2 separate regions of the Mus musculus genome follow, and region 1 is linked to region 2. A link is a loop called in an ENCODE intact Hi-C map of the cell type or tissue named here. Cell type or tissue: gastrocnemius. All regions are shown on one strand. Links, peaks and the distances in the headings refer to the core of each region. The heading gives the core; the rest is flanking DNA.

Region 1 (15,504 bases), core at 5,519-9,518, 130 kb before region 2:
TTAAAGATATGTACCACCATGCCTGGCCTTTTGTCACATGTTCAAATAATTTGACCAGTTCCAGGAAAGCAGGCCTTGATGAAGGCAAGAGATCTATCTGTCTAGATATCTTTTATTGCAAAGTAGTGTGCTGAAAATACTCAGCGAATTCTAATGATGTTGAGGCTGGGGAAAAGGCATAATTTTCAGTGACTAAGCGCTTAGGGGTGGGGTAGTCTGAGTAGCTATGTTTTTCTAGCAGGGCTGCCTGCTTTTAATGTGCTGGGATTAGCACATTAGGTGTGCTTCTTAGACATTGCCAACTTTCAGTTCACATAAGTGGGTACCTATAGCTTCTTCACAGTACTTTGAGGTAATATGCATTAGCGCTAGTTTATGAAGTGTGAAATAAGCAATTCTAGGCTGGGCTTGTGGTGCAGATAGAGAAATCATAGGGCATAGCTCAGTACTATAGCACCTGTCTAACATGCCTGAAGCCCTCGTTTCAGTCCACACTAGCACAAGACAGAAAAAGAAACTGTTTTTTCAGTCATCTTACCTTCTACTTTTGAGTATCTGGGTGTGTGTGTGTTTTCTGTATTTTGCTGGGGATCAAACCCAGGGCCTTAAGCATGCTAGATGGATTTCTTATTATCCTGTAAATTGACTCCTCCCCCTCCCCTTCCTTCAGAAGAAAATCATTGTGTACAGCTCATAGCTAAGAGGAAGTGAGTTTTTCTACTCCTGAAAGTAAAGTCCATAAACTATTTGAAATTGATGCACATGGGAGACTTGTCCTGTGTACTATTCAATCATTTAACTCGGTATGGATTCTGGGGTATATCTTGTTAGAATTATCCTAGCTTTAGCCATTGAGACCTCAGTAACTTCCTGTAGTCTTCTGATTGGCATATGTGTTTGTGCTGAGCATTTTTTTTACATTTTGGAATTACAAAATGCCAATGCTTTGTCTTGTGTATTTACACACTAGAGTCAGCAATTTTTCTTACATCTTAACTATATTTACTGGAAAGCAGTTCAATAAACCATTATCTAGGCAATAGGTATGCAAGAATCTACTTGACTGTGCATATACCCGATTCTAATAACACACCCGGCATCCTAAGGCTATTATATACACGTCTGTACACACAGACTGCACCTTGCAACCTAGGCCCCCTTACCCGCATTGGGTTACACACTCCATTCTAAACAATGGGATCCATGTCTCTTACCCTTAACAACCATCAACTATAGACATCCTATTCAGTCATATTCCAGTATGTCCTGGTACAAGAAGGTCAGATCTGGCCTAACCCAATTTCTGAAGCTCTCTGTAGCTCCTTGACGGTCCATAAGATGGCAGTCCCAGCTAACCCTCGACCACAGCATTTTGACTTGAAGACACTCAAGCAAGACATGTCTGGGCATCTCACCCACAGAAGCTAAAATAGCAGGTGCTATTTTAATCGTTAAATCTATGGGGGTGGGTATTGTCTGTTGGCTGGCAAAACTTATATGTATGCTCAAGGTCTGCAGTTTTCTATCAGTATACAAGGGTTTCTCTTTTTTGACTTTGGCAAACACTTTTATAATATTATAGGGTTTTCCATTTTAATTTTTTGTCAGCTTGGAAGGTGACAAAAGTAGTGTTCATTTTAATTACATTTGTTAGATTACATATTGAATAACCTTTCATTATCTAGATACTTGAGATTCCATTTCTGAGTGTTGATTTGAAGATATTTCTTACATAAGTAGCTCTTGATGGTTTTGGACATTGATATATCCTGATGTTTTTGCCTTTTTTTGCTAAACAAGTTTCACTTTGACGTAGTTAACAGTCATACATTGTTTTTGTTAAGATTTACATCTTATTAGGTAGGACCACTGACGTCTGAAATTTAGATTTTCAAATAGTACAAAGGCCTTTGTATTATAGATTGTTGAGAATGTAGCTGAAGAGATGAGATGGCCCAGTGGTTAGGAGAATTGGCTGCTCTTCAGAGGTCCCCAAGGTTCTATTCCCAAAACCCACATAGTAGTTCACAACTCTTCAACAACCCTGCACTTCCAGTTCCAGGAGATCTGTTACCCTTTTCTGGGCATCAGGCATACGTGCGACACATAGATGTCTGTGCTAGCTAGACACCTGTATACAAAATAAAAAAATAAAAGGAGTTAAGAAGCCAGGTGCGGTGGTGCATGCTTTTAATCCCATTTTGGGGAGTCACAGCTACTTAAGCTGCTATAAGCAAACTGTTGAGGGCTGCTATGATGACTCAGTGGCACCAAGCTTCATGTCCTCAATTCAATCCCTGGCACCCACATGTTGAAAAATTAGCCCTGATTATGGAAATATGAAAAATAAAAATATTGTTGAATGACTTGAAGTCTGGTTGAGTATTGCTTGCATAATTTGAATTTTCATGTGTGCTATCATGCTGTCTTGTCTGAATGCCACTGCCTAGTGCTTTATAAGTAATTTGAACCATTCGCAGTGTGTATTTAAATGAAGTATATAGCCTTTGAGTAAGTGAATGGTATGAATTTTGGCCTTCTGAAACTAAGATAATGAAGTATGTTACCAAATAATAGAAATGTTTTCCTACCTTTAGTTTTTAAGTGAAGCCCGTTGGGCAATGGCCTTAAGGCTAGTTAGAATGTCCACCAGGTGGCAGTAATGACTGACTGATGATACTGAAAGGCACTTTACCAATCAGTCGTCAAGAAACACCGTGTGAGGCTTCCTCCTTGGGAAATCTCTCCGTGGTCCTGTGGCTAACAGCACTCACTGGATCCCTCTGTAGTCGCGTGAGTGAGTCCCACACTTGAGGTAGGGATCACGGTATTTTGAGTTTCACTAGGCTATGCTTTCAACAGTGGGACTTTTTAGATTTTTTCTTTCTTAGTGACTTTTGGGTTATAATTTAAAGTAGGTTTGGTCGAAAAAACTTTCAAGTTCAGATTATTCAACTTAGGCTTGTGTTTGTATTTATATAAACCCTACAGGTTTACAGAGAAATTGGAAATAAACATTTCATTGCTTGATTTCATATGTTGATGATAATATTGCTTAACTTATTTACTAGACTATTTACTGATTTATATAGGTCCTCTTTCTTCATGGGATAGGACCATAAAAACGGCTCTTGAAAAGATAAGTTCATTAGGAATTGATAAGTCCTAGGATCATGAAAACTGACTTCAGTCTCTTGGACTCCAGTTACTAAGTCAGAAAGCCACGGAGCATCCATGGCACCAACAGGAACCAGACTGTGACGACCCTAGAGAGACTGCCATTCACCCCTGCCCTCTGGGTGACCGTTAGGTTCTCCACTCATGAGAATAAATCTCCAGAGCCTTCTGGTCTGGTCGCTTACAGCTGGTACTCTACAGTTTAATTAATGGCTACACTTGCAAAAATTATACCTACATTTTCCAGTGTGTCCAGTGAAGCAGTAGTACTCCAAGAGGCTACTTTGGTTGGAGGGGATAGGAATTGGGGTTAAAAAACAAACAAAGAAACCAAAAACGTACTTTTGTCTTTATGTGTTTTTCAGGTCAAATCATATTAAAGGCACTCTGAAACCTCTGCCAAAGGCAGGCACTACTCTCTGAGGAACATTTATTTTACCACTATGGCACTTGTCACAGTGGCCTGGAAACCCCAGGTAGATGCTAGGTAGCATATGGTCCTGAAAGATGGCTCATAAAAGCAAGTGCTATCCTTCCCCCTTTGATTTTTAGCTCATCTTGAAAGTCTTGTGGCAGTATATAATTAAGATTGCTGCCTAAGTCTGTTCACATTTAAGTACAGAGTAAGTGAGATTTTCTATAGCTGAGTTCTTAGGAAGATAATGATTATGTAAATCAAGTAAAGGCTTCTATTTTGCTTGGAACTTTATCTAACTCATGTACACCATTGCTGGCACTGAGTGACTGATAGAGTTTAGCTGTGTAGCTTAGCTGACATTTGTAGCTGTCACCTTTATGATGATAATCAACACTGATGAAGCAATATGACTAGAACTGTTGTTGCCCCCCTTTTTTGTAAGTTATGCTGATGTAGAGTTTACTTGAATTTTATTCCAGGGTAGTAATTGAGGTGTTAAAGCCACTGACTGCAAGAGTGCTTTGGGTCTGATAACTCAGGGAGATAGTATATTTAAAAGTCTAGAGAATTCTCCCTAGCTAAATTTATAATAGAATATGCCTTTTGATGCCTGCTGCCATGTTTTGTTAAGATATTTTCTGGGTTTCTCTGTATAGCTCTGGTTGTCCTGGAACTCACTTTGTAGACTAGGCTGGCCTCGAACTCAGAAGTCCGCCTGCCTCTGCCTCCCGAGTGCTGGGATTAAACTTGTGCGCCACCATGCCCGGCTCCATTTGTCCTTTTGACTGTAGTATAAATTTATTACCCATCCAACATGGGCCTACCCATAGTTTCACACTTGGACCATAGCACAGCAGAGACTAGGTGGAATGGGAGAGAGTAGTGGAATTTGGACAAAGCTAAGCTACAACTAGAATGCCTTGTGGGGAAGGGTGGCACATGCCATGTCTTAAGGTGCTTGGAACAGCTGGGGACCAGTGGACAAGCACTGAACAAGCATCTCTTCCTCACCCTCATCACTTCTCCTTCCTCTGCTCCCAGTGTCTTATGCCGAGGCTGGTCACATTCGTACTGAAACACTACACCTAGCTCCTTCCTCTTTAACTTTGCATAACTAATAGACTGTTCAGGTAAGTAGATACTTTCTCCTTCAAATTGTCGAGAGCAGTGACCTGGCTTTCTCCTGTCCCCACAGCTTCTTACTGCTTATGCATGGACAGACTTATTCTCATATGGACTTTGCCTCAGTCTGTAGCCCATAGCTTATTTAAGTACTGTAGGTCAGAGAATCCCCTGGTTTATGTCTACACACGTGTGCAGACCAGCCTGGGTCTCCAGAGAACCTTTGTTCTCTGGTCACCTACAGAACTGGAGGAGATGGTGCAGGACACTAGAGCCTCAGGTAGTTCTAGATCCTCCCCGAGGTTCCAGACTCTTCATGATAACAAATCACACAGCCAGACGAGGTCACCAGGGCTCACCCAGAGCACCTTGGGAATCCCTTGGGGAGCCCTAGAATGAGGAGGCACACAGTTCAGCTGAGCTGCGCAAGTCATTAGTAGGCCCTAGGGGAAAGCTGCTCATAAGGCTGCTTGCTTCTCAGCACTGCCCCTCTGGTTCTGATGGGGCTTCTTTGGTGGATCTTGGACCTTTTGTGGTAGAAGGCAGCGATCAGCAGTTGGCTGGGAGAAGCACTAGGCTTTCTTTCTGAATCCAGGGCTGGCCATTAGTCTTAGTAATGAGGTCAGTTTTGTTCATTTTAAATGTCCCCAACCCTAAAACACTTCTGTTTCAGGCCCCAGTTCAACTGTCATTTTTTTCTATAGGTTCTCAATTTTAATAAAAAATTATGCTATGACATGCTGTCTGGGTGTCATAGCATTTTATGTGCATTGCTGATCAAACCCCACAAGCATCTAAATGTGTCTGCCTATAAGTTTTAAAGGAGCTATAAACTTACTAAGAGTAAAAGTTGCTTTCCTCTTCTGTGTGTGTGTGTGTGTGTGTGTGTGTGTGTGTGTGTGTGTGTGTGTGTGTGAGTGAGAGAGAGGGAGAGAGAGAGAGAGAGAGACAGGTCAACTTTAGGGTCACTTGTCAGGCGCCATTCATCTTGTGTTTTGAGATGGGCGTCTTTCATTGGCCTAGAGCCACTGAGTAGGCCAGGCTAGCTGGGCAGTAAGCACCAGAGATCTATTTGTCTGTCTTGTCTAGCACTGGCATTACAAACAAGTATCACCATCCCTGGGTTTATAAATTTGGGGTTCTGTGGATGGAACCCTGGTGGACTTGATGGACTAAACCCTCTCCCCAGCCCCATCAAAAGGAAGTGAAGTGTGACCTGTCCACCTATTCCTGGCCTTGCAAGCTTCCTATTATGAATAGAGTGACATGCTTATTAAACAGCAAGTTGAAGTCCAAAGACTGCTACTTTCCTAAGTCATTATTTCAACAAGTATCTTGAAAGCCCTAAGTATGAATAAGACACACCTATATCTTACCTTCACAGCGCTTACAGAACTCTCCACCTTCATACTCTGTTTCCTCCGTCCGTTTCACTGTTTCTGGTAAAGCAAATGTTGCCTCAGGTGATGGTGAGCTGAGCTGGAACCTTCGTTCTTGCTCGCTTGACAGATGCTGCTGCTGGCCTTGAGCAGCGAGCAGAAGGCACCTGCTCCTGCAACACTCAGCATGACTATAGTACACCTAATGCTCCCTGATAGCTGGGAACTGGAATGAGCCCAGCAGTGGCCTTGGGTATCTACCTAGTCACAGTTTGGGTGCTAGGAACATAGGTTGGATCTCCTGGAGTAAGTAAGTTCCCAGGGTAAGTCAGACCAAGGGTGAAGAAAGAGCATGGATATTTTTTAAAGCCCATGTTTATTTATTTCTGGTCCAATGGGATAGGAAATGAGGGACAGTTTTCAAAGTTCAGGCGGGGAGGGAGCTTAATGTTCTAAGGATGAAGCTAAAGCTTAGAAGAGGGAGAGGAACAGAGAGCGAGGGAGGGAGGGAGACACACACATGGATAGGATCTAGGCTGGAGGAGAGCGAGGTCAAGATAGGATCTTCATATGGCACTCACACTGGCCTGTAACTGGTGCTCCTCTGCCTCATGTAACTGGTGCTCCTCTGCCTCAGACTCCTGTGTGCTGGGATTGCAAGATGTGCCATCATGCCTAGCTCAGAGCTTGTTCTGTGAATTGCTCAGCTTGCTTATTAAAGATGCAGTGGTGTCTATTTCTGTGGATATTAACCCTTCTTTAAAAAAAAAAAAAAGTTTTCTTAAATGTATTCTTGCCTGGTAAGAACCTATAGCCTAGCTATGAGAGAGGAATCACATCTTTTTAAAAGAATAGAGTAAAGGGAACTTGACTCTAATTAGAAACTGGAAGACTTGAATGATGGCCTCTGAGGGAAGGGGTTGAGTCTGTGAAAGCTAAAAAGGTAGGCAGGCTGTGGGGGCTTTGCAACAGGCGGAGTTCAGAAATCTGTGTTCATCCTCAGCCAGCAATCTAGTGCACAGAACCTACAGGGAAGCTGACTGCAGCTTTATACTTAGTATTTTTTCCTTCTGCATATCTTAAACATAGTATTTATTGGGAAAATATTCCAGACTCATGTACTTGGACATGGGAAAGCTCATGGCTTCTCAGACCCTGCTATTTGGCAAGGGAGAGGTAGGCCAAATGGCTGCTGCACATGGATTGGCTTTGGGACTGGCTGGGCGAGCCTCCCAGTTCCACCTGCACTCTGACTCACTCTGTCTACCTTTGATACCCTTCCTGGGGCACGTTTTCTGTTCTGCTAGATTGCTCCTCACTGGCTGAGAAGATGCCCTCTCACCTTGGCCTGTGCAGGCATGTACCTCTCATTAATAATCAGGAGCCCTGCCTCCCCTGGTGCCTCTCCAGAATATGCACCTTTCTGAGTTCTTGTGTTTCACACTGGGGAGCCTGGGATTCTGAGCGTCTCGAAGGTGCATGGTGCATAAGGTGCCATTGCAGAGCTACTTAGAGCTGCCTTAGTTGGCAGCTCTTTATTAATACACAAAATTTTCTTCTCAGTATTTGTTAAAAAACAAACAAGTACATTTAAGCTGGGCGTGGTGGTATATACCTTAATCCTAGCATGCAGGAGGCAAAGGCAGGAGAATCTCTGAGTTCGAGGCCAGCCTGATCTAATAATAATAGAGACCCTGTCTCTTAAAAAACCAATTCTGAGTAATTCTAGCCCTGCCTTTGTAGGAAGTGATTGTTACTAATTCTAAGCTCACCGAAGACTGAAGGATGCTTTCTGCCTCCAGAAATCATAACAAGATTTCCTTTTCTCATCACTACATTCTCTGAAATTTCCAAAGTCTTTTGGAGTTGTTCCTGCAGGCCTGAAGTCTAGAAATGTGCCGGGTCACCATGTGAATGACTGGTTCCTGTAGGTATGGGAAGGGTCGCCTGTAATCAGCTGTGAAGTGGCACATCTATTATTGACTACCTCACTCCTTCACTCGTCCGCGAGGCTCTACTCTCTCCTGTTGCTTTAGCTGTTAGGAATAGACAAGTGAATAAGATAGAAATCGCTCCATTTAATGGAGGGAGGTAGATAATGTTGGGGTATTGATCCGAGAAGACTGCTCTGACACAGCTTAAGCCAATAAAAAGTCTTTATTAGCCAACCGATACGGTGGTTGCGATCTCAGAGTAGACCCGGTCCTTTCTCAGGGTGAGCTCGTAAGCACAACACACGCGTTCTGGGTTGACACACTTGAGTTACCAAGAACATGAGCCAGAAGCAGAACTACAGAAGCCAAACAGCAAGGCTAGTACATTTAGAGACTTTTCCAGAACGGTGGATTTTGATGGTTTCAGCATTTGTTTTAGTTTTGGGAGGTGGTGCTGTCTCTGCGCTGGGTTTTGTGGCCTGGATGGTACGTCTATCATGGAGTCAGTGGCCAGGGGGCCTTGTTTCAGATAAAACAAAGAAAGTAGAGCAGTTGCTTATTGGAATAGGAGAAGTGCTATAGAGAAAAAGAGAGCCAGGGCAGGGGAGGTTTGCTGCCAGTCTGCGCAGGCAAGTAGGAAAAGCATGTGTATTTGTACCTTTTTAACACTGCATAGGCTAGATAAGAACTCTAGCACCGATTGCCCCAGCTCTGAGCATTTTGATTTAAAATGGCCTGTAGAAAAACCATGGTGTTGTGAGAAAGGAGAAGGACTTAGCCATACATATCATGGAGAAAGCATTTCAGTCCAAGAGTGGGGGACTGAAGCAGGAGGTGTGGGGCATGTTGAGAAGCAGGCCAGTGACAGCCATCATTAGTATCGATGAGTGCTGTGGCCTCTTGCTGGCCAGACACTGTGAGAAAGACTGTACCCCCACTCTCTCATAAACCCTCCAGGATTGCTCATTTCCCATTCACAGGAGAGCAGACGGAGGCCAGACTGCTTGTGTAAGGTGTGGAGACAGTCTGGCTCCAGAACCTCCCGCCATCATTTCATGATGAAGGGGTAGCTGGAATTGCTCATCCTGCTATAGGCTGCCCCTTGGCTCTTAGGCGAGAATACTCTTTTCATCATCAAGTCGAGCAGTAGCTGGGATTCTCTGGAGCAGCTGGTTCATTTTAAACTGATGAATTTTGTACTGGGGGCAGTGACTGCAGATCTTGACTTTATGTTAATCATTGGCTATTTAAAGACCCTCTCATTTCTTTTTTTTAAATTTATGCGTATGGATATTTTGCCTGCATATATTTCTGTGCACCCCATGAGGTCACCACTCCAAGGTTGTAACCTTGGAGGCTGAGAGAAACTAGAATTGTAGACATTTGTGAGCTGTCACATAGGTGCTGGGAATTGAACCCAGGTCTTCTGGAAGACCATCCAGTGCCTTTAACTGCTGTGCATCTCTCCAGCTCCTCTTTTTGTTTCTTTTCTTCGGTTTTTAATATGTTTTATTAATATCATATTGCCTACCATGTCTCTGGATCATATTATTAATCCTTTCCATTCATCCCCCTGACTCCTCCCACATCCACTTCCCACACTCTACCGATCCCAGCGGAACATCTTCATTTTCTTTTTCTCTTTTCGGTTCTTAATGTGATTGTGTTTCGTAGGTCAGAATAACTCCTTTATATTCCAGAAGTAGGGAAAGATGAATGAATAGAACTATACTTTATTTTTAAGCAGGGTGTCATTATGTAATTCTGGTTGACCTGGAACACACAGCGTTCTGCCTGCCTCTGCCTTATGAGTGCTGAGATTAAAACTACGCGTCATGACACCTAGCCAGAAATACACTTCGAAAGAAAGCACAGGGTACTTGACAGTTTAGAACTAGGAAGCTTGTTGCCCTGGTTCTAGGTTAAGCCACTGTTCAGCCCTACCGGGCAGGGCAGGGCAGGGCTTCCTACTTCTCCATTCTTTCAGTGGAGCACAGCCTTTCAAGCTCAGGGTTTCCTCCAGGGCTTGGGGTGGGGTGGGGTTTGGGGAGAAGCAGCACACAATTGCTGAGTCAGGGCCCTGAGTCTTACGTGGGTCTGTGTGGCTTTTGATCAGGTGTGCAGCTGCATCATGGGAGTGGGTTTCAGGCTGAGGAGCCTGGCCTGCCTAGGATGTGTGCTGTGGGCTGATCCCCCCGCCCCCTCTTTTACCTCCTTGCTCAAATATTCATTCATTTCTGATTTCCCAATCCAACCCTGGCTAAAGAGAGAAGTATCTTTTGGGAGCAGGCGCCTAGAGCCGTGGAAGGATGTGGAGAGCGGAAGCTCACTTGTGAAATGCATGTCCCTGCTCATCTTTCTGCGCTGTCTCCAGGTCCGCGCCAGGATGATGCGGAGCCACCCTGGGAGAGTCAGCATTCTCTCCTGAAAGATGGAGTTGACACACGCGCCTAGAATCTTCAAGGGCTGGCCACCATCAATCTTCTAGACCTTCTCAGGGGGGCTCATCTTGCTGCTGGTGCTAGCGGAAGTCAGCCTCTGCTGGAGATGGTTCAGGGGTGAGAGGGGTGAAAGAATATTCTTTTTTTCTGTTAACTCTTTCCCGAGTACTTACAATATGAATAATTCCATCCTTTTCACACATATCCCAGAAATTTCTCTCCCTTTTCCTCGTTTCATTTCCCCTCAAATCGCCTATGGTTATTGTCTGACTGACGTAGCGTATGTTCACTTGCCAACACTGACAGGCGCACTCCACAAGGATAGGAGATTTTCTTTTCTGAACTTGCTGTGTCCCAGACATAGAGCACAAGCTGGCACTAGAAGCTCCTGGTACGTATTTATAGATTATATACATTATAAATAAATCCATGTAGTGTGTGTGTGTGTGTGTGTGTGTGTGTGTGTATGTATGTGTGTGTGTGTGCACGCTAGGGCTTGAACCTAGGGTCTTGTGGACGCTAAGCAAGCATACTACCACTGAGCTATACCCACAAACCTTAAAACACTGGGACATCTATATACCAGACACCATCTTTGTCTCTGTCTTATGTGAAAGGGAAACAAGCAGTAGCACAGGTGAGATTCACAATGCAAAGAGCAGGGGCCAGGGCTGGAATTGGAAGCACAACAACCCTGCAACGATGGGAGACTGGGACTTGGGGTTGGAGAAGGGAGCAGAGAAGCTGCCAGCCAAGGGGCTCATAGGACACTGGCTGATGGACTGCATTCTGAGGTCGTGGGGCACTCTAAGCAGGAATTTGACGTGAGCGGATTCTCTCTCCATCCCCACTGTCAGCATTTGGGTGGAAGGACAAGGCAGCAAAAATCAATCCTCACATCAGCTCCACGACGTCAGCGAGTCGGTGGTTTGATGCTCGGAGCTCTTGAGTCAGATACCGGGTATGAGATGAGGCTGCCCTCAGCAGTTAACCTCCAGCCTATCTAGGGAAGAAAGCAAATCACAGGCATAGCCTTCTTCAAATGCCAGGCCACCGTGTCCTGTGGATCCGAAGAGGCAGCACTTGGTGAGAGGTCATATGGGTCTTTGTAATGCCTTCTGGAAGGTTCCTCCTCACCGTCAAAGTCAGAAGGAAGAGAAGCCGTGAAACCTGAACACTTTAACAAGTCAGTCTCTCCTACTCAGAACCACGTGAGAGCACCAAGGGAAAAGGAAAACCCTGCTTCCCCACTTATTTCATGTATACCATTTAGTATTATTATTTTGAGGCAGTCTCACTATGTAGCCCTGGCTGGCCTGGAGCTCATACAGGTCTGCCTGTCTCTATCTTCTAAATTCCTGGATTAAGTTCACGTACCACCACCCCCAGCCCCTATATATACAATTTAAAATGGTACAAACGGTGCCTTTAACAGTTGGAGGAGATTTCTTCTTTTTGTTTTTGTGTCAAGTTCCCTTCATGTTAGTGGTTCTCAACCTTCCTGATGCTGAGACCCATTAATATAGTTCCTCATGTTGTGGTGACCCCTGAACCACAAAGTTATTTTTGTTGTTAATTTATAACTAATCTTGCTACCTCTATGAGCTGTAATGTAAATGTGTTTTCTGATGGTCTTAGGCAGCCCCCATAAAAGGGTCATTCAATCCCCAAAGAGATTGCGACCCACAGGTTGGGAACCACTGCTTTACACAGCCCTGGCTGTCCTAGCCAGGCGTGGTGGCGAACGCCTTTAATCCCAGCACTCAGGAGGCAGAGGCCGGCAGATTTCTGAGTTCGAGGCCAGCTTGGTCTACAAAGTGAGTTCCAGGATAGCCAGGGTTATACAGAGAAACCCTGTCTCAAAAAAAAAACAAAGACAAAACAAAAAACCAAACCAAAACAAAAAAACCTCATGATGTAGATCAGGTTAGTCTTGAACTCACAGAGATCCACCTGCCTCTGCCTCTTGAGTGCTGGGATTAAAGTCACCATTCCATGCCTTGAGGAGTTTGTTTGTTTGTTTTGTTGTTGTTGTTTTGCAGTAAGGGTTTTTTAGGGTTTTATTGCTGTGAGGAGACACCATGACCAAGATGACCAAGGAAATTCTTATATAAGAAAACATTTAATTGCGGTTGGCTTGCAGTTTCAGAGGTTCAGTCTATTATCCTCCTGGTGAGAATCATGGCAGCATCCAGAGAGACATGGTGCTGGAGGAGGAGCCAATCCAAAGGAGACTCTGATTCCACACTGGGCAGAGCTTGAACATAGGAGACCTCAAAGCCCATCTACACAATGATGTACTGCCTCCAATAAAGGCCACACCTATTCTAACTGGGCCCTACCTTCTATGTTTGCCACTCCCTATGGTCAAGCATTGAAACACATGAATCTGTGGGAACCAACCCATTCAAACCACCACAGTGAGGAAGAAGAAAAATGAAAAGTGATCAAAGGACCCGACTTGGACCAAGTCTGTAGTTTGTTGAGACTCAATTATTGGACATTATATGTCATCCCTCGGTCAATGGAATGGCACTAGCACACCAGTGTGCCAGCTCAGCCAAGCCCACCTGAGTGTGACAGGAGCTTGTGAATGCATGTTGGGGTGAAGGGTTTGTGCCTCAGATGAAATTGTCCAGACAGGAAGAACATATTGGCTGTCCTCATTCTTTGGGCTCTCCTTTGTTGGTCCTATGTGACATCACAAAGGTAACTACATGCCTACCATCCTGAAGGCGCTGTCACACCATGTCAATTTATTCATTTTGTTTTTTTTTTTTTTTTAAACCAGAAATGAAATTCACATTATATAAAATGTGCTCAAACTTAACAAATCAGTGCTGTAAGCTTTTCTAGTTCCAAATGTTCCTCATCCAGGAGGAAATCAGGAAGCTGCTTCCTGCCCCCACTTGGTCACCAATCTTTGTTCTGTCTCCACAGAGCCATCTCTAGTGGATATTCCATATAAATGGATGGCAGAACCTGTCGCCTTTTGTGTCTGCTTCCTTTCACTCACTGTAGCCTTTCTGCTCATGTGCCTCAGGGCATGTGTCAAGGCTTTTTTTTATGATCAGGTAATGCTGCATTTCATCTCTTCCTCTCCACCATCATCCCTTGGCTCCAGAGTGGTGCGTGTGAATGTCCTGGATGATGCTTTCAAGAGCATCGGTACTGGAAAGAGAGGCGACCTCCAGGACCTCACACGGCTGCGTCCATAGTGTCCAGCTTCTAACTGTGGTAGTGAAGCATGGCGCCATTGGTGGATTGGAGCTGAGAAATCGTTGTAAACTCATAGGCAGGCCATGGAGTCATGAGTGAGAGATTACATGAGTATCTCAGGGACCCAGAAAAGTGGGAAAACGATGATTCCAACTGTCAATTTAGTTTCATTTTACTGATGATGTCAGCTTGTGTCCTACGACCATGCAGAAGAAAGATAAAACCACACAGAAGGGAATCCTGGGCCTACTTCTCTAAGGTTATAAGATGTACACTTAAAAAAAAAATTACCTCAGTCGACAAAATGAAACATTGATATTGCGTGCATTCACCATTTTTCCTTCCTTCGTTTGCGGATGGGTATGTTGGCTGTTCTCACCTCTTGGCTACAGTGAACCTAAGTGTGCCAGTACCTGCTTCAGCTTGTACCAACCAGTACACACTGCCCACTGACATAAGACATACGCAGTTCAGTGGAGGAAAAGTGATGTTCTCCACAAATACATTGGAACCATGGAACACCCACAGGCAAGCAAGCAAGCAAGCAAGCAAGCAAGCAAGCAAGCAAGCAAGCAGGCAAGCAGGCAAGCAAGAACCATGGAACACCCATAGGCAAGCAAGCAAGCAAGCAAGCAAGCAAGCAAGCAAGCAAGCAAGCAAGCAAGCAAGCAAGCAAGCAAGCAGGCAAGCAGGCAAGCAAGAACCATGGAACACCCATAGGCAAGCAAGCAAGCAAGCAAGCAAGCAAGCAAGCAAGCAAGCAAGCAAGCAAGCAAGCAAGCAGGCAAGCAGGCAAGCAAGAACCATGGAACACCCATAGGCAAGCAAGCAAGCAAGCAAGCAAGCAAGCAAGCAAGCAAGCAAGCAAGCAAGCAAGCAAGCAGAGTTAACCTCTCAAGATGATTCACCAAAGATAGACCACAGATTTACATGAAAAAGTATAAAACCTTTTAAGAGCTGGCAAAATGGTTCACAGGGTAAAGGCATTTGCTCCTAGCTCTGAGGACCTGAGTTTGATTCCTAGGACCCATGTGGTAGAAGGAGAGAACCAAGTCCCTCAAATTGTCCTCTGCGTTCCGCCGGCCCCTGTGTGCACACAGACAGACAGATGTAAGGACAACATCTAGGAGGAAGGAGAGGGAAAACTTGTTAACACTCAGAGCTCCTTGAAGAGGTCTTAGAGGTGACACTCACTATGTCATTCATAAAAAAGGATGACAGTGGGTTTGTATCAAACTTAAAATATGTGCTGAGAAGACCTTATTGAAAGAAAGACAAGCCTAAGAGTTAGAGAAAGCATTTATAAACTACATGATTGGCAACTTTTGAAGTCAACAGTAAAATCAACAAACAAACAAAACAAAAAAACTAGAATTGGAAGACAGGACAAAGGCATGGAAAGATACTTCATTGGGGAGGAGCTACAGATGGCAAAAGAGATTCCTGAAAGGATGCTTAATGTAGCCATTAGGGAAGTGCTAATTAAAGCCATAGTAAGTAGAAGCAGTACTTATCTATCAGATGAGTTATGATGGTTGCAATGCCAAAGGCTGGGGAGAAAGCAGAGGAACTGGATTGTTCAGGTATTTCTGGGGGAAGTAATGTCACACGGTCACTCTAGGGAGACAGCTTGTAAATTTCTTATGTAACTACATTAGTACTTAGCGGAGAGATTCCGCTTTTACCGTAGCATTGTTCCAGAGAAATAAAAACTCATGCTTTCACAAGTCACATATAAATAGGTACTGAAATTAGCTTTACTGTTCTAGTTCCAGGCCAGAAGCAGCTAAACTCTGGCAGTCTATACCATGAAT
Region 2 (15,504 bases), core at 5,307-9,306:
GAAACCTAACATTCACTTTACTTAAATTCAACAGAAAACCACCCAGGCAGTGGTGGCACACACCTTTAATTCCAGACCTCTCAAGGCAGAAGCAGGCAGATCTTTATGAGTTTGAGGCTAGCCTGGTCTACAGTGAGTTCGAGGACAGCCAAGGCTACACAAAGGGGGAAAAAAAAAGGGTCAACAGAAAACCAAGGTTAATCAAGAGGAGAAACACATCCCATGGTTGATGTTCCTGGGCTCCCAGAGTAGACATGTGCCAGGTGGGATTCTGGGTGTTGGTCTTGATGCTCTATTTTTATTGCTCCTTTTTCTTGCTTTATTGGTGAGGAAATCATGCGAAAGTTGTGGGACCTCCTGTTACTAACAGAATATTAGAAAAGTTTTGTGTACATAAAGAATAGGAAGGAATCAAAGACCTCCCTCAGGACCTTTGGCTTCCAGATGTTTCTAGACCCACCTGTTTGCGGCAGATGTTCCCGAGATGCCACCTGGTTCACCTGGCAAATGCTTCAACCAGGAGCAACAGGTTTATGGAAATAAAGGAGTAACTTTTCTCTGTTTTATATCCTTCTAAATTTGGAAGGCATAGTAGCATTAATAGATGGAATTTCTTGTGGCCTAGAAGCATGGAAGGGATTTTCAAAACTAGTCTTCAAAATGACAAGTTGAATAGCAAGACTAAGTAGCAGCAAAAGTTAAATATTTAAGTTATCCAATAGAAATGGGTATGACTCAGCAAAGCAATCCTCCCTCCCTCTCTCTCCCTCCCTCCCTCCCTCTCTCCCTCTCTCCCTCTCTCCCTCTCCCTCTCTCTCTCTCTCTCTCTCTCTCTCTCTCTCTCTCTCTCTCTCTCTGTGTGTGTGTGTTTCCACAGGGCGATAAAGGGCGCATGCACCTTACCCTGGGATAGTCCTGTGTTTTTCTGTGCACTGAGAACCATCAAAGGCTCCACGTTTGCTGTGTATAAATTTGGCAAATTTACACGCGGAAAGGGAAAAGTAACAAATGTACCTACGAATAACAGCATTAGTGGATCTTCAAATCCTGTGGCTTAGTGAGAAAAAGTACAAAAATAAAATGAAATAGAAAATTAAACATCGCTTAAATATGCAAATTAAATCACATATTCCCATCTATAATATCTCCTTGTGAGGACGTATACATATGATGATATACATTAAATATACAGCACTCAGGAGACTGAGCCTGAGCATCACTCGTGACCGGATGTTTGAAACCAGCCTGGGCAATACCGAGTCTATCTTCAGAGAAAAGAAAGGATAATAAAAAACCATGAGTGAGCGTGTTCACCAGCCATGGAGATGATGCTTCCATGAGGGTAAAAGAACACACACCAATCAAAAAGGAGGAAGCAAGAGGGAGGGGGCGGTAAGTAGCACATGATACAGAAATCCTGGGTCCCTTCATTTCTCCATCTAGCTTATGATGGTGAATTACTCTGCCTAACTCATCCTTGTGGGTGATAACCAGGCCATAGAAATGCAGCTAATTCGAGGTTGCAGGAGGCTCGCTATTTGAGAGTACTTGCTACTCTTCCAGAGGACCGAGGTTCAGTTACCATCACCCACATAATGTATAACAACTCTTCGTAACTCCAGTTCCAAGGATCTGACAACCTCTTCTGATCCTTAATTGCACCAGGCACACATGCCTTGTGCACATGAAGGCAAACAGTCATATGCATAGCATAAAAATAAATATTTTATAAGTACGAATACTAGAGAAAATCCTGGATTCCTTTGTTTCCTGTACTATTTCATGTGACAATGTCTTTCCCACCATGTTTCTCATTTTGTATTGCCCTGCTATTCCAGTCATGCCTGGTAACTGTTTGGTGATCTAGATGTTTGGCTGACTGTCAATAGCACCCTTCCTTACTGGAACAAAGTGTAGGAAACAGGCTAATATTCATATTCTATTATCAACAACTAGGCAAGTCTCTGCCCTGTATGTGGTCTCACTTAGTGCTGCTCTCAGGGAGGAGTGGGGAAATGCCCACCTTTAATGTCCTTTTTGGAATTTTAAATGAATCAAAATTCTTTAATGTTATGCGCACGGGTGTGTTACCCTTACGTATGCCTGTGTGCTATGCGTATGGCTGGTGTCATGGCATCCGGTCCTCTGGAACTGTGGCTGCAGATGGCTGTAAGCTGTCCTGTGAGTGCTGAGAGTCAAGCCCAGGCTCCCTGCTAGCACAGCCAGAGCTACCTGAACCAGCCCCTAGCATCTACCTAGCATCTGCCTAAAATCCAAGATTTTCTTTTCATGTGTTGCTTTCAGAATCAGTGCAACATCTTTCTCTGGTCAGAATAGATCACATTTTTAATTTAGGTGTGTGTGTGTGTGTGTGTGTGTGTGTGTGTGTGTGTGTGTGTGTGTGAGGATTTTGAGAAGAAAGACCTTCTTCCACTAGGAGTTAAGCAACTATGGAATTAGAGGCATTGGAGTGGGAAAGCTAAACACGTTTCATGATTAGAAAACACCCACAGCACTTGGAAGGTGCTCTTCCCCAACCCTGTGGTTGGGGCAACCCTGCATGCAACCCTGTGGCATGCTGAAGTCTTTAGTGAGATAAGTGTTCCCACAACAGGACAAGCTTCCAGGAAGACTGTCAAAGCTGAAGCTTGACATTAAAGTAAAGTGGCTATTGATTTAAATAATCTCATGTTTACTCTTTCGAATCAATCATCTTTATCAACAAAAATATTACATGGCCTAAATTGGTTTTTCCCACTTTGGCCTAAGAGATCCAAAGCTACGATTGCATCTAGATTTATCTATGGTTACTATGGAGATGACTTACTTTGTCAGGATTTACACAGACATCCCAGAAGGGAGGGGGAAATTGGGCTATTGAATTCTTTAAAGACCTTGTGAGGTGACAGGACACCTAAAGCTGCTACATTTTGGTGGAGACACCTGAGCAGCATGTACATAGAGCCTGGGACGGAGACCTACCATTGCTTTCACCTCAAACACACCACTGTGAGGACTGCAGCCCATCATTCTTTGATTTCAGAGAGCTATTGGATTTATAACCTGGACCAACAGACTCAAGATTCGAAAGCACATATAAATTCTACTCAGACTTAATGGAGAGAGTATAGCAAAGAATTTTTAAAATGGCTGCTGCCCGGCACAATGAATTTGAGATCTTTTCTGCCCTAAGGTGTGTGAGGGTGAGGCTGGGCCGGGTACTCCTTCAAGGTCTCTTTCTCTTCCTGGAGTGCAGGCAAGAGCTTGCATGTTTGCATTCTCCTCACTTTCATCCCCTCCCCACCCCCCACTTCACAGGCTCCTCAATACCCCAACCCTAGGTTTATTTTCAATCCTTTGTTTAAAAGGGAAAGTAAATCCAACATTTATATTCTACTACATAGTGCGTCAGTGTAACGGTGTGACTGCAGAGTGTGTAAAGTTAGTACGTTACCTCCATATCGAGGGTGAGGCTGGGCCACGTGTACCAGAGCGATGTGCCCACTTACCTGTGCTCCTGGATACTCAGCTTGCCATCTTGAAGTCCTGGTGGTGTATAGCGTTCTCTCTGGGAGCAGTTGAGATACAGACATTTAGTAGAGTTGGTAAAAAAATGTTCCTCTGGTCTTCTGGGATGCCTGGGGCTCCACCACTTGACATGGTATTCTTTACTTTCGACGGACAGTTATAAATGGCAGCATTATGTTGTCCCCTTACCAGTGGCCTTCTGGTTGTTAATTAAAATGTACGGGAGCCCCTTAGTTTGAACTGAGTTATTGCATGAAGCATCAATAGACCCTAGGCAGCGATAACAGAGTCATTCTTAGCATCTGTCATTTAATCAAATTGTATTTGAAAGTGGGCCTGGTCTTCGGAACAAAGGAAGCTCATGGCACCTGGTTTAAGGGACCCAAACTGAGCCTGCGTGTTAAGGAAGCCCTTGCTTTTTTTTTTTTAAGCAGTCTAAGATAATTAACTCTGTAACAGGCTACTCACTTGGTGTCTGATTTCTGTGTTCTTCAGCTTTTTCCCTATAGAGTCCTTCCCCCCTTTCAGTTCATTTGCCAGACCATCATTTGATTTTTAGGTGGAATGTTGCATGACTCCCCAAATGCTACACACTCAAAGGTTATTTTTTTTATTATTTTTTTATGTCTTTAAACTCAATGTGTTGACTGTTTGTCCTTTGCGACAGCTCGTCACTCTGCTTTGAGACCCTTCCTCTTCCAAGAAGCTGGTGTGTGTAATCGCTCATCAGCTGTGCTACCTCCCACCCTGAAAACTTTATTGATCATCCATGACCTCCTGAATCCAGTTGAACTTCTTTTCTTGGCAGCGAACATTTTCTTGCTATCTCCTAACCAGCCTTCCTGGGCTTATCTACAAAAGCCTTTGACCTAAAACCTACATTCTTGGCAGTCTGCTTGTTTTATATGGTACTTGCCCATGCATGAGGAAACTGTGTGAGAGAATGTTAAGTTGGGAGGTTGCCTTTAGCAGTTGATAATTATCTCACGGATGGAGGTGTGAATGTGTCCCACACTGACACTCATTCTTCAACATCCACCATCAGTATCCTTTGGAGAAGACCACCTAGCATGCGAATTCAGGTCCTCCTCGGAATCTGTGGCAGAGGGAGTGTGCAGCTTGAAGACTTCCTGTTGGAGCACGGGGTGGGGGGTGGAGTTGTGCAAAAGGATGGGCAAGATTGTGAAAGTAGGGGGTAAGCAGGAGCTGGTGTCACGGGTCCATTTCACCTGTTTAAACTTCCCTGTAAGGTCAGATCACTCAAGTCAATCCAGGTGCTCTTTGGGTGGGTGATACAGTAGGCTTGTGATTGGCATTCAATGAGAAAGACATGCTGATTATAGTACAACCCAATGTCAAGGAAAGGGAGGACCCAGGCGGGTGGAACCTGCTGAAAACTAGCATAGAGGTCACTAGGGTACAAGCCAGAAGGCATGAGCCAGCCTTATGAGTAGCCTTCCCAGAAAGTTAAGTATGTGGCTATGGTCTGAACGCCCCTCACAGCTCATGTGTTGAAATGAGATCTTCATTATAGTAGTAGAGACAGGGCTGTTGGTGGGGTGATTAAGTCAGAAGGACTTTGCCTTCATGCATGACTTCATTCCTTCAGAAAGAGCAAGAGAGAAATATTGGTCAGTTTTGTATCTCTCTTCTGCCACATGAAGACAGTGTTCATCCATTTACGGATGTCTCGGTTTGATATAATGCCTCATGGAGCCCAGAGTGTCCCAGAACACGTTACATAGCTGCTGATAATCATGAACTTCAGATCTTCTTTAGCTTCCCTTCCCAGTGTTGAGATTCTAAGAGTCACCCACCACACCCAGTTTCTGATTGAAGCTAGAGCCTCATGTATACTAGGTGAGCATTCTACCAGCTGAGCTACAGCTAGCTTTCTTCTCTTTGGCTTTCTCTCCTGTCTACGTGTGTGGATATTTAGATGACACCATCATTGGAGAGTAGATCTTCACCAGACACAGCTCCTCTTGGTCCTATGACCTTGCAATTGTCAGCCTCTAGAACTGTGAGAACATCAATGTATTTTCTTTATACATTACTCAAATCTAGATATTTTGTTACAGCAGAACACTCAGACTAAGGTAGACACTCCATTAGAGTAAAGGTAGGATTGCAGGGATTGTACCTGGCTAAGTCCTCAATGCAGAGCAAACAGTGACCTGAAAATCCCGTTGTGGGATTTTGTAGATGATGCTTAAAAGAGGGCTGTTTCCTCCTCAACTTCACTTTTACGTACATGTCATCAGTCCATATGCGTTACTATGCACCTATAATAACTAAGGTCCCTGAGAGGAGCTGACTTAACTGGCTTAATATGACTTTCTCTAGTTACATCCATTTACCTGCAAACAACACAACCATTCTTCATGGTTTAAAAAAAAAAGCCATCCCATGGTGTGTCCACACCTTGCTGTCTGTGTCCTTTTCAATGTTTATTTCTGTTGGCTGTACTGTTCACAGAAGCTGGGTTATGGGATCAACAGAGCTAATTCTTCTACACCAGCACTATCATGACAATTTCTCTGAATACAATGGAACCTTCTCCTTAACCCTTTCTCCTCTTCTCTCTGCATTTCTCTCATTGCTTCTTAAGGACTTGACTTTACTTTTTGACAGAGGGTCAGCCCTCAGAATGGAATCAAAAGTGAAGCTTCCTGAGGGCTGGTGGGACTCACAGGCAGAACAATTCTCCCTTCTAAATCTGTTTCTCAGAGCAACAGCAAAAACCTCTGAAGCTGTGAGAATCTAGGTTTCTCTTGAGAAATTTTCATTTACAGTAGATGGAATGTCAGGAGATATCAATGGGTGTCATTGAGAATAAAATACTGCCCAGCTTCTAAATTCTTTTCAAAACAAATATGTACATTTGATACATGCAAGGTTTGAGTGTGCAAATAGTGACTCATCATTTGGATGATCCCTCATCTAACATAAGGGTTGGGCCTATGATGACTCTGACTAAGGGTTATGCTTTTTTTTTTCCTTCCCAGCTGATAAGTTTGTCTAGAATGATATGGTTTCCCACCTGTGTTCCCAGAATCCATACCACCTGTGTATAACAGACTTCCCTTCCAAGTTCATTATGGCATAGGCTCAACCTTGTAAACTCTCTGTAGACCCCACTACCACACTCACTGGGAGATTTGAGGATAATTGCCAGGTTCTTTTAATTTTTTTGAGTGTTAATATTTTTCATTTTAAGACTAGTAAAAAAAAAATCCTCACTCTGCAAGGTGGTGGTGGTGGCAGATACCTTTAAGCCCAGCAATGTGGATGCAGAGGATGTAGATCTCTCTGAGTTTGAGGCCAGCTTAATCTACAGAGTGAAGTCCAGGACAGTCAGGGCTGCAGAGAGAAATGCTGTCTCAAACAAACAAATCAACCAACCAACCAACCAACCAACCAACCAACCGTCACCATGAAGCCATAGCTGGGGTCACAGGAGTTTGAGAGACTCTACCTCTGCTCTTTTCATGGTTGCTAAGATGAGTTCCCAGACTCGCATGGGAAGTGCTCTCAACTGCTGGGCCATCTCATTAAGATAGGATCATGAAGTTAAGGATTTAACTCGGTGGGAAAGTATAATCAAGCCATGGCCCTGGCTTCAGTCCCCAACGTGGGAGTAGGGTTGGGGTTGGTGGGATCGGTGGGTGGAGGGAATGAAGATAAGATCCCTCTGTGTAACATAGGAGAGCTCAAATTTTCCTCTCCTCTTGTCTCAGCCTCCCTTGTGCTGGTTTGCACGTGTGTCTCCACTATACCTGGCTCATCATAAGGCATTGTTACATGAGAATGCTGTTTGTGTTTTTGCTGGTGGATAGCTTCTGGAGATCCACAAGAAACTGTCCAATCCCTGGATGAGTTTTCTCACTCAGACTTCAGTGGCTTTAAGAAGTATGTCCGGTGCCTGCCTGGGAGGGCTGCTATAGAGTAAGTTTTACGGGAGGCCTGGATCTCCCCTCTCCTGTTCCATGGTTCTAAACCCCATGTAGTCTTGAAGTACTTGTTTAAGAAGTAACGCAACTGTGCATTCGAAATGACTGTGGCTTGAATCAAATCTTAGGCTCCTCTACTTGCAGACGCGCTCACTCTAGGAATTGGCCCTTGTCCTCCATGGTGCAGTGCAGACGGTGTTAGCCCTGTTCCGACAGAAAGATGGAAAGCCAAGGGCGCTTCAAGGCCAGTCTCCAGGACTCCAGTCGTTCCTCACCGGGTACTTAGCTGTGGACGTCGTGAGGAGGGTTTTCAGGGACAGAAGTTCCTGGCAGTGATTCTTTAGATCAATTTCCAGAGTATTATTTTGGGAGTGAACTGGACCTCTGGTATTTTTTTTTTTCATTTTTTATTAGGTATTTAGCTCATTTACATTTCCAATGCTATACCAAAAGTCCCCCTTACCCACCCACCCCCACTCCCCTACCCATCCACTCCCCCCCTTTGGCCCTGGCGTTCCCCTGTACCGGGGCACACAAAGTCTGCGTGTCCAATGGGCCTCTCTTTCCAGTGATGGCCGACTAGGCCATCTTTTGATACATATGCAGCTAGAGTCAAGAGCTCAGGGGTACTGGTTAGTTCATAATGTTGTTCCACCTATAGGGTTGAAGATCCCTTTAGCTCCTTGGGTACTTTCTCTAGCTCCTCTATTGGGAGCCCTGTGATCCATCCATTAGCTGACTGTGAGCATCCACTTCTGTGTTTGCTAGGCCCCGGCATAGTCTCACAAGAGACAGCTACATCTGGGTCCTTTCAGTAAAATCTTGCTAGTGTATGCAATGGTGTCAGCATTTGGAAGCTGATTATGGGGTGGATCCCTGGATATGGCAGTCTCTACATGGTCCATCCTTTCATCTCAGCTCCATACTTTGTCTCTGTAACTCCTTCCATGGGTGTTTTGTTCCCACTTCTAAGGAGGGGCATAGTGTCCACACTTCAGTCTTCATTTTTCTTGAGTTTCATGTGTTTAGGAAATTGTATCTTATATCGTGGGTATCCTAGGTTTTGGGCTAGTATCCACTTATCAGTGAGTACATATTGTGTGAGTTCCTTTGTGAAAAGGAGATCAAGGGGATACAAATTGGAAAAGAGGAAGTCAAAATATCACTTTTTGCAGATGATATGATAGTATATATAAGTGACCCTAAAAATTCCACCAGAGAACTCCTAAACCTGATAAACAGCTTCGGTGAAGTAGCTGGATATAAAATTAACTCAAACAAGTCAATGGCCTTTCTCTACACAAAGAATAAACAGGCTGAGAAAGAAATTAGGGAAACAACACCCTTCTCAATAGCCACAAATAATATAAAATATCTCGGCGTGACTCTAACGAAGGAAGTGAAAGATCTGTATGATAAAAACTTCAAGTCCCTGAAGAAAGAAATTAAAGAAGATCTCAGAAGATGGAAAGATCTCCCATGCTCATGGATTGGCAGGACCAACATTGTAAAAATGGCTATCTTGCCAAAAGCAATCTACAGATTCAATGCAATCCCCATTAAAATTCCAACTCAATTCTTCAACGAATTAGAAGGAGCAATTTGCAAATTCATCTGGAATAACAAAAAACCGAGGATAGCAAAAACTCTTCTCAAGGATAAAAGAACCTCTGGTGGAATCACCATGCCTGACCTAAAGCTTTACTACAGAGCAATTGTGATAAAAACTGCATGGTACTGGTATAGAGACAGACAAGTGGACCAATGGAATAGAATTGAAGACCCAGAAATGAACCCACACACCTATGGTCACTTGATCTTCGACAAGGGAGCCAAAACCATCCAGTGGAAGAAAGACAGCATTTTCAACAATTGGTGCTGGCACAACTGGTTGTTATCATGTAGAAGAATGCGAATCGATCCATACTTATCTCCTTGTACTAAGGTCAAATCTAAGTGGATCAAGGAACTTCACATAAAACCAGAGACACTGAAACTTATAGAGGAGAAAGTGGGGAAAAGCCTTGAAGATATGGGCACAGGGGAAAAATTCCTGAACAGAACAGCAATGGCTTGTGCTGTAAGATCGAGAATTGACAAATGGGACCTAATGAAACTCCAAAGTTTCTGCAAGGCAAAAGACACTGTCTATAAGACAAAAAGACCACCAACAGACTGGGAAAGGATCTTTACCTATCCTAAATCAGATAGGGGACTAATATCCAACATATATAAAGAACTCAAGAAGGTGGACCTCAGAAAATCAAATAACCCCCTTAAAAAATGGGGCTCAGAACTGAACAAAGAATTCTCACCTGAGGAATACCGAATGGCAGAGAAGCACCTGAAAAAATGTTCAACATCCTTAATCATCAGGGAAATGCAAATCAAAACAACCCTGAGATTCCACCTCACACCAGTCAGAATGGCTAAGATCAAAAATTCAGGTGACAGCAGATGCTGGCGAGGATGTGGAGAAAGAGGAACACTCCTCCATTGTTGGTGGGATTGCAGGCTTGTAAAACCACTCTGGAAATCAGTCTGGCGGTTCCTCAGAAAATTGGACATAGTACTACCGGAGGATCCAGCAAGACCTCTGGTATTTTTGGAGGTTAAAAAAGAAGTGTTCCGAAACATTGTCTGTGCAACAGCCTCATGCTGCCCCCTTCTGGAACTTTTGATATTTGTCAAATGCTTTGTTGAATTAGGCTTTTTATAAATACAAACAAGATTTACTATTCTATCCTTTCTCCTGGGAAAATGTTATTTTACAACTTTAATCAGACTACAATTTTTTTAAAAATTATTTATTTATATATTCACTTTACATCCCAATATCAACCCCCCTCCTCTTAGTTCCATCCCCCTCCCCTTCTCCCCTGAGAAGGGGGACCCCTATATCACACTCCCCCCATAAGCCCCCCACTCCTATACATCAGTCACTGCAGGACTGTGTGCATCCTTTACTCTCACTGAGGACAGACAAGGTGGCTCAGTTAGAGGAACAGCATCCAGAGGCAAGCAACAAATTCAGGAGCAGACCCTACTCCGGTTGTTGGGAGACCTGCATGAAGACCAAGATGCACATCTGCTGTATACGTGCCGGGGTGGGGGGCAAGGTCCGGTCATGCTCACTCTTTGGTTGGTGTCTCAGTCTCTAAGAGCCCCCAGGGTCCAGGTTAGTTGACTCTGTTGGTCTTCCTGTGGAGTCCCTATCCTCTTCAGGTCACCCAGTCCTTCCCCTGACTCTTCCACAAGACTCCTGAGAACTCCATCTAATGTTTGGTTGTGGGTGCTGTTTTGGTCAGCTGTTGAGTGGAGTCTCTCAGAGGACGATTATGCTAGGATCCTGTCTGTAAGCATAACAGAGTGTTATGAATAGTGTCCGGAATTGGTTCTTGTCCGTGGGATGGGTCTCAATTTGGGCCAGTCACTGGTTGGTCATTCCCTTTGTCTGTGTTCCATCTTTGTCCCTGCACATTTTGTAGATAGGGCACATTTTGGGTTGAGAGTTTTGTGGGTGGGTCTGATTACAAAGTTTTCAAGTGAAAACTTGATCATGAACTAGTTCACTGTGCTTTTTCTACCCAATCGATCCTTACAACTAATAAACTTACACATTTGAAAAAAAACGTATTTTGTGAAGTAGAGTGGGTGCTGGTTACTCTTTCAGACTTATCTGTCTCAACTAACAGTAGCAATCTAATATGATTATACCAATCTTCTTAATTACACATGCCAGATTTTCCTGTGATATGAACATACGGGAAGGAATCGTGGTATAAGAGGAGGTGCACTTATGGTCTTAATATTTTATTAAACTTGGAGAAACCCCAGAGACTTTCCTTAATTTTCATGTATGTGAGACTTTGTGCTGTGTGTGTTTGTTTTGAGACACTCTGGCTTATCCCGTCTGACATCAGACTCACTGTGTAGGGGAGGCTGCTTTGAACCCCCGCACTCATGCTTTCGCTTACCAAGTAATGAAATTGCCCTGATAGTTAGACATTGTTCCAGGTGGTTTTAGGGCTGGAGAGATGGCTAATCTGTTAAGAGTGCTCTTGGCTCTTGCAGAGCACTGGAGTTAAGTCCTCAGCACCCACAGTGGCTCACGACCTCTCAGCTGCCTGTTCTGTCCTCTGCGGACATTCACGCTTGCTTGTGCACATTTGGTTGTACACACAGACACACACACACAGAGACACACAGACACACACACACACAGACACACACACACACAGACACACACACACACACACACACAAATAAAAGTAAATATAGATCTTAAGACTAACTAAAAGTAGTTCTAAGCCTGGTGTGGTGGTGTGTGTCTGTAATAACAGCACTTGGGATGTGGGAGCAGGAAGAGTCTGAGTCCAGTGAGGGCTACATGATATCTTATCTCACTGTACCTCCCAAATCTACTAACCAATTCTACTCAAACCAAAAGGAAGTGCCTCCTCCCTTGCTGCCCCCCCCCCCTGTCTGCTAAGAATTGGCTGCTAAATCTCAAGTTGAGCTTCAGTTCCTTGAATCTCAGCTTCTTCTTCCCTAAAATGAGGGAGAGTAATGTCATTTCTGAGACTTCTGGGACAATTTCTGGTGAAGAGAATGTTAGCAAATGTGTAAGTGGAAGGTGTGTGGTTGATAACACACATGTAGCCCAGCTCCTCAGCAGCCTGAGGTAAGAAAATCACGACCGTGAGTCTGGTCTGTCCCCACCACTACTATCACCAGCTAGTGAAGAGACAGTGAAAAGAATAGCAGAACCAACTAAGCAACAGCAACGCCCATCTAGTGGTGGCCATAGCTGCGACCTGTCCACTCTTACATGAGGAGGCTCTTCTCATTTGCTCTGAAATTCCCTAGCTCTCCCATCTCTGTTGCTGAGGAGGATGGGGGGCAGGCAAAGGAAAGCACAGACCCAGAGAACAGAACTTTCATTTCCTTCCTCCCAGGAATGTCCTTTCCTCCCCACAGTACCTGAGGGGAGCAGGAACTTCAGGAGTGATGTATTATAGAAGGGGTGCTCGAGTGGCTACAGACTTTCCTGGTATGTGAGGCCACGCTGCTCTAGGAACAGATGCAAGGAGCACACCCCAGAGGTGCTTGACTTTGAAGAAACACTTGGCAGAGACGTGGCAGCTGCCCCTGTGCAGTGAAAGCAGGCGTTTGTGGAGAGACCGGAGTCCAGACACCAAGAAGGTGGGAGGAAACCCAGATCCATGAGGCTTACCTTTGTCAGTTAAAATAGTGAGAACAGGATGAGGAGATGGCTCAGCAGCTAAGAGCACTTGCTGCTCCTGCAGAAGATCAGGGTTCCAATCTCAGCACCAACGTGGAGGCTCACAACCATTTGTAACCCCAGTTCCAGAGGGTCTAATAGGCACATGGGCTGTCATATGCATGCATGCAGGCCAAACATTCATACACATAAAAGTAAAATAAAAAAAAAATAGTGAAAACAGGGGCTGGAGAGATGACTCAGTGGTTAAGATGCTGCAAAGTCATGACACTGGAATTTAGACCCCAGCCATCCATTCACAAGGATTAAGTGGGACTTTTCTCTCAAGTTAGAGTCTGAGTGCCCTGTGTGTTACTAGTTGTGTCAGCTGTCTTATTTTAACCAAATAGCTTCTATGAGATGAGACACATGCTGGCTTGTCTTCTACACAGTAGGTAACATGGCAGAGTCCAGGAACTACTCAAATATAATTGAACAGCACAATAAATAAGATAAAGGGAAATAGTTTGAAACAGTCACGTGGAGACCAGAAAGAAAGGAAGAAAGAAAGGAAGAAAGAAAGAGAGGAAGGAAGAAAGAAAGACAGGAAGGAAGGAAGGAAGGAAGGAAGGAAGGAAGAGAAAATGAAATCCTTTTTTTCTTTTAAATTACAGATTGGAGAAGTAATCACCTATTAAAGATACAAGTTTGAGTTTCCCCATCAACGTTTATATCTAGAAAGGACAAGTCAAACAACAGCTCTTCCTAGCAAGGGCCATGTAGGTTATTTAAGGATGAGTAGACACAGTGTTCCTGACATGGAGGTACACAGAGGGCACAGACTTTCTGTCTGGGAGCCGAGGTCCTTTGAACTCACAGGAGCAGACCAAAGATGAGACTGCAAAGCAGGAAGTCCGAACCAGAGACCCAGTGCAGATAGTGAGGTTTTAAGCAGTGTTCTGTGTGTACATTTGTGACAAGCAAGCATAGGGGAAGGTTTAGCAACCTGGAGCTCCACTTGGCTTGGGCCATATACACATCCTTCTTCTAATGATGCACTTGGTTTGTGAAATTTCCCTGCCTGTACTACACACACACACACACACACACACACACACACACACACACACTCTCTTCTTTTTCTGCATCATCACCACCACCACCACCACTACCATCATCATCACCATCATCTAGCAACCTGTTAGCAGCTTAGGACCCCCTCACCTACATTGAGCTCAGGCACACCCCATTTTGAAAGATAGAATGCATTTTTCTTTCCTTTAATCATCATGAAATGCAGAGATTCTGTTCAGTCATACTCCAGTTATGACCAGGCACTGTGTGTGTGTGTGTGTGTGTGTGTGTGTGTGTGTGTGTGTGTGTGTAGAGGAATCTGGCTTGAACTAGTTTTGTGTGCTAGTTTTGTGTGCATATGCAGTAATGCAAACATTGCCCTCTAGGTGAACTTTCTGGGAGGATCCCCTATTTACCATTTCCCATCTATGCATAGTGAGCAAGATATGATTACATGTGCATCATATGTGCATATGATTACAACCAGAGGGGAAGGGTGGGCACAGTGAGAAGGGCTTATGTAATACAACTCTGTCAATCAAAACAGAGAGCCACCCACACCAACATCCTTAGGCATCAAGTTTTCCCTTCTCTTGAGCCTCACAGAAGGAAAGCCAAGCAGTATTTGAGGCCCCTGAGTATCCCGACTGGTGGCCTGCTATTCTTGACAGGGTGTTCTTCACACCCTTGCTTCACTGTTGTTATTTATTTCTTTTTTCTGGCTTGTATTGCTGCTTCAGTTTGCACAGTGCTTCCCAGCTGCTGTTGCAAACTGGGTGCACCCTGCTATTTCTTCTGTGGGTTTGAGGAGATCAAGAGCCTGGAAACACCTGGCCCTGCCCCAGCCACCCAGCAGCCCTGCCCCATGTGGCAGCCGCATTCTTTCTCTGACAGAAGCATGGAACTTGACACCTAAAAAATGTTGTATCCTTCCTGCCTTTTGAGTTTTGGAGGGAGAAAGTAAAACTTCCTTTTTTTTTTTTTCCTTTCCTAATTTAACTTGTACCTGAAGTCTAAGAATAGGTACAAAGGATTTTATGGCTATTGGAAGCTAGACTGTTCTGAGATCCTGCTGGCCCTGCAGCAAATGGAGGGGGTGGTTCTTAGATGGCAGAACCTCCTGGAAGGAGTTGGCTCTGTTAATGGTTTCAGCTAGGGTGTTGGTGTGAGGCATCCACTGATGCTCTCTCTATCAATGCTTCTAGAAGGCCAAGGTTGGAAGAGGGCCAACCTGGCACAGAACTGGTATTAGAAGCCACGCGGTACAGGGCTGCTTGGACAAAGACGAGTGTATTTTTATCTAGTAGCCTGTCCCCTGAAGGGACCCCGACACGGCTTCTATTTTTCAGTAGTACTTTGTTGGAGTGGATTTTGCCTTTGGGGGAAAATTCAGCAGTACCAGGAGATGTTTTGACTACCATCATTAGGGGAGGAGTCACTGTTGGCATTGGATGGGCAGGGGACAGGGTTGCTGCCCAGCATCTGTGAGCACACAGGATGGCCCCTCTCCACAGAGAATTAGCTGGTCCAAAATGCCAATAGTGCCAAGATTGCGAAGTGCCAATTTGTGTCTGAGGATAAGTAAGCTTAGGGTGCCAACTTGCACTGGCCAGACCCTGGCACAACGTGAGAGGCCACAAAAGGCACTACCAGGCCCAACAGGGACTGCACGGGGTCAGAATCTATACTTGCATGAGGTCGGCAGGTGATTGTGTGTGTGTGTGT

Evidence for each region. Hi-C counts contacts between places; a loop is a spot of excess contacts. Peaks named below come from ENCODE experiments on the same cell type or tissue, not always from the same donor. Only the 100,000 strongest peaks of a DNase experiment are listed, where the experiment ranks them.
Region 1: a loop joins it to region 2, with 4 times the contacts of the local background. A loop is called at or near these places in 36 of 42 quality-filtered maps.

The regions. Positions count from the first base shown.
Region 1 is chr3:69,754,009-69,769,512 of GRCm38, forward strand. No RefSeq gene overlaps it. Among named protein-coding and RNA genes, the nearest start is that of Nmd3, 40 kb to the left of the region's middle. In gastrocnemius, for the core only: no CTCF peak of the experiment used is centred there; a DNase peak (open chromatin) is centred at 7,339.
Region 2 is chr3:69,887,979-69,903,482 of GRCm38, forward strand. No RefSeq gene overlaps it. Among named protein-coding and RNA genes, the nearest start is that of Gm35817, 13 kb to the left of the region's middle. In gastrocnemius, for the core only: no CTCF peak of the experiment used is centred there; a DNase peak (open chromatin) is centred at 7,695.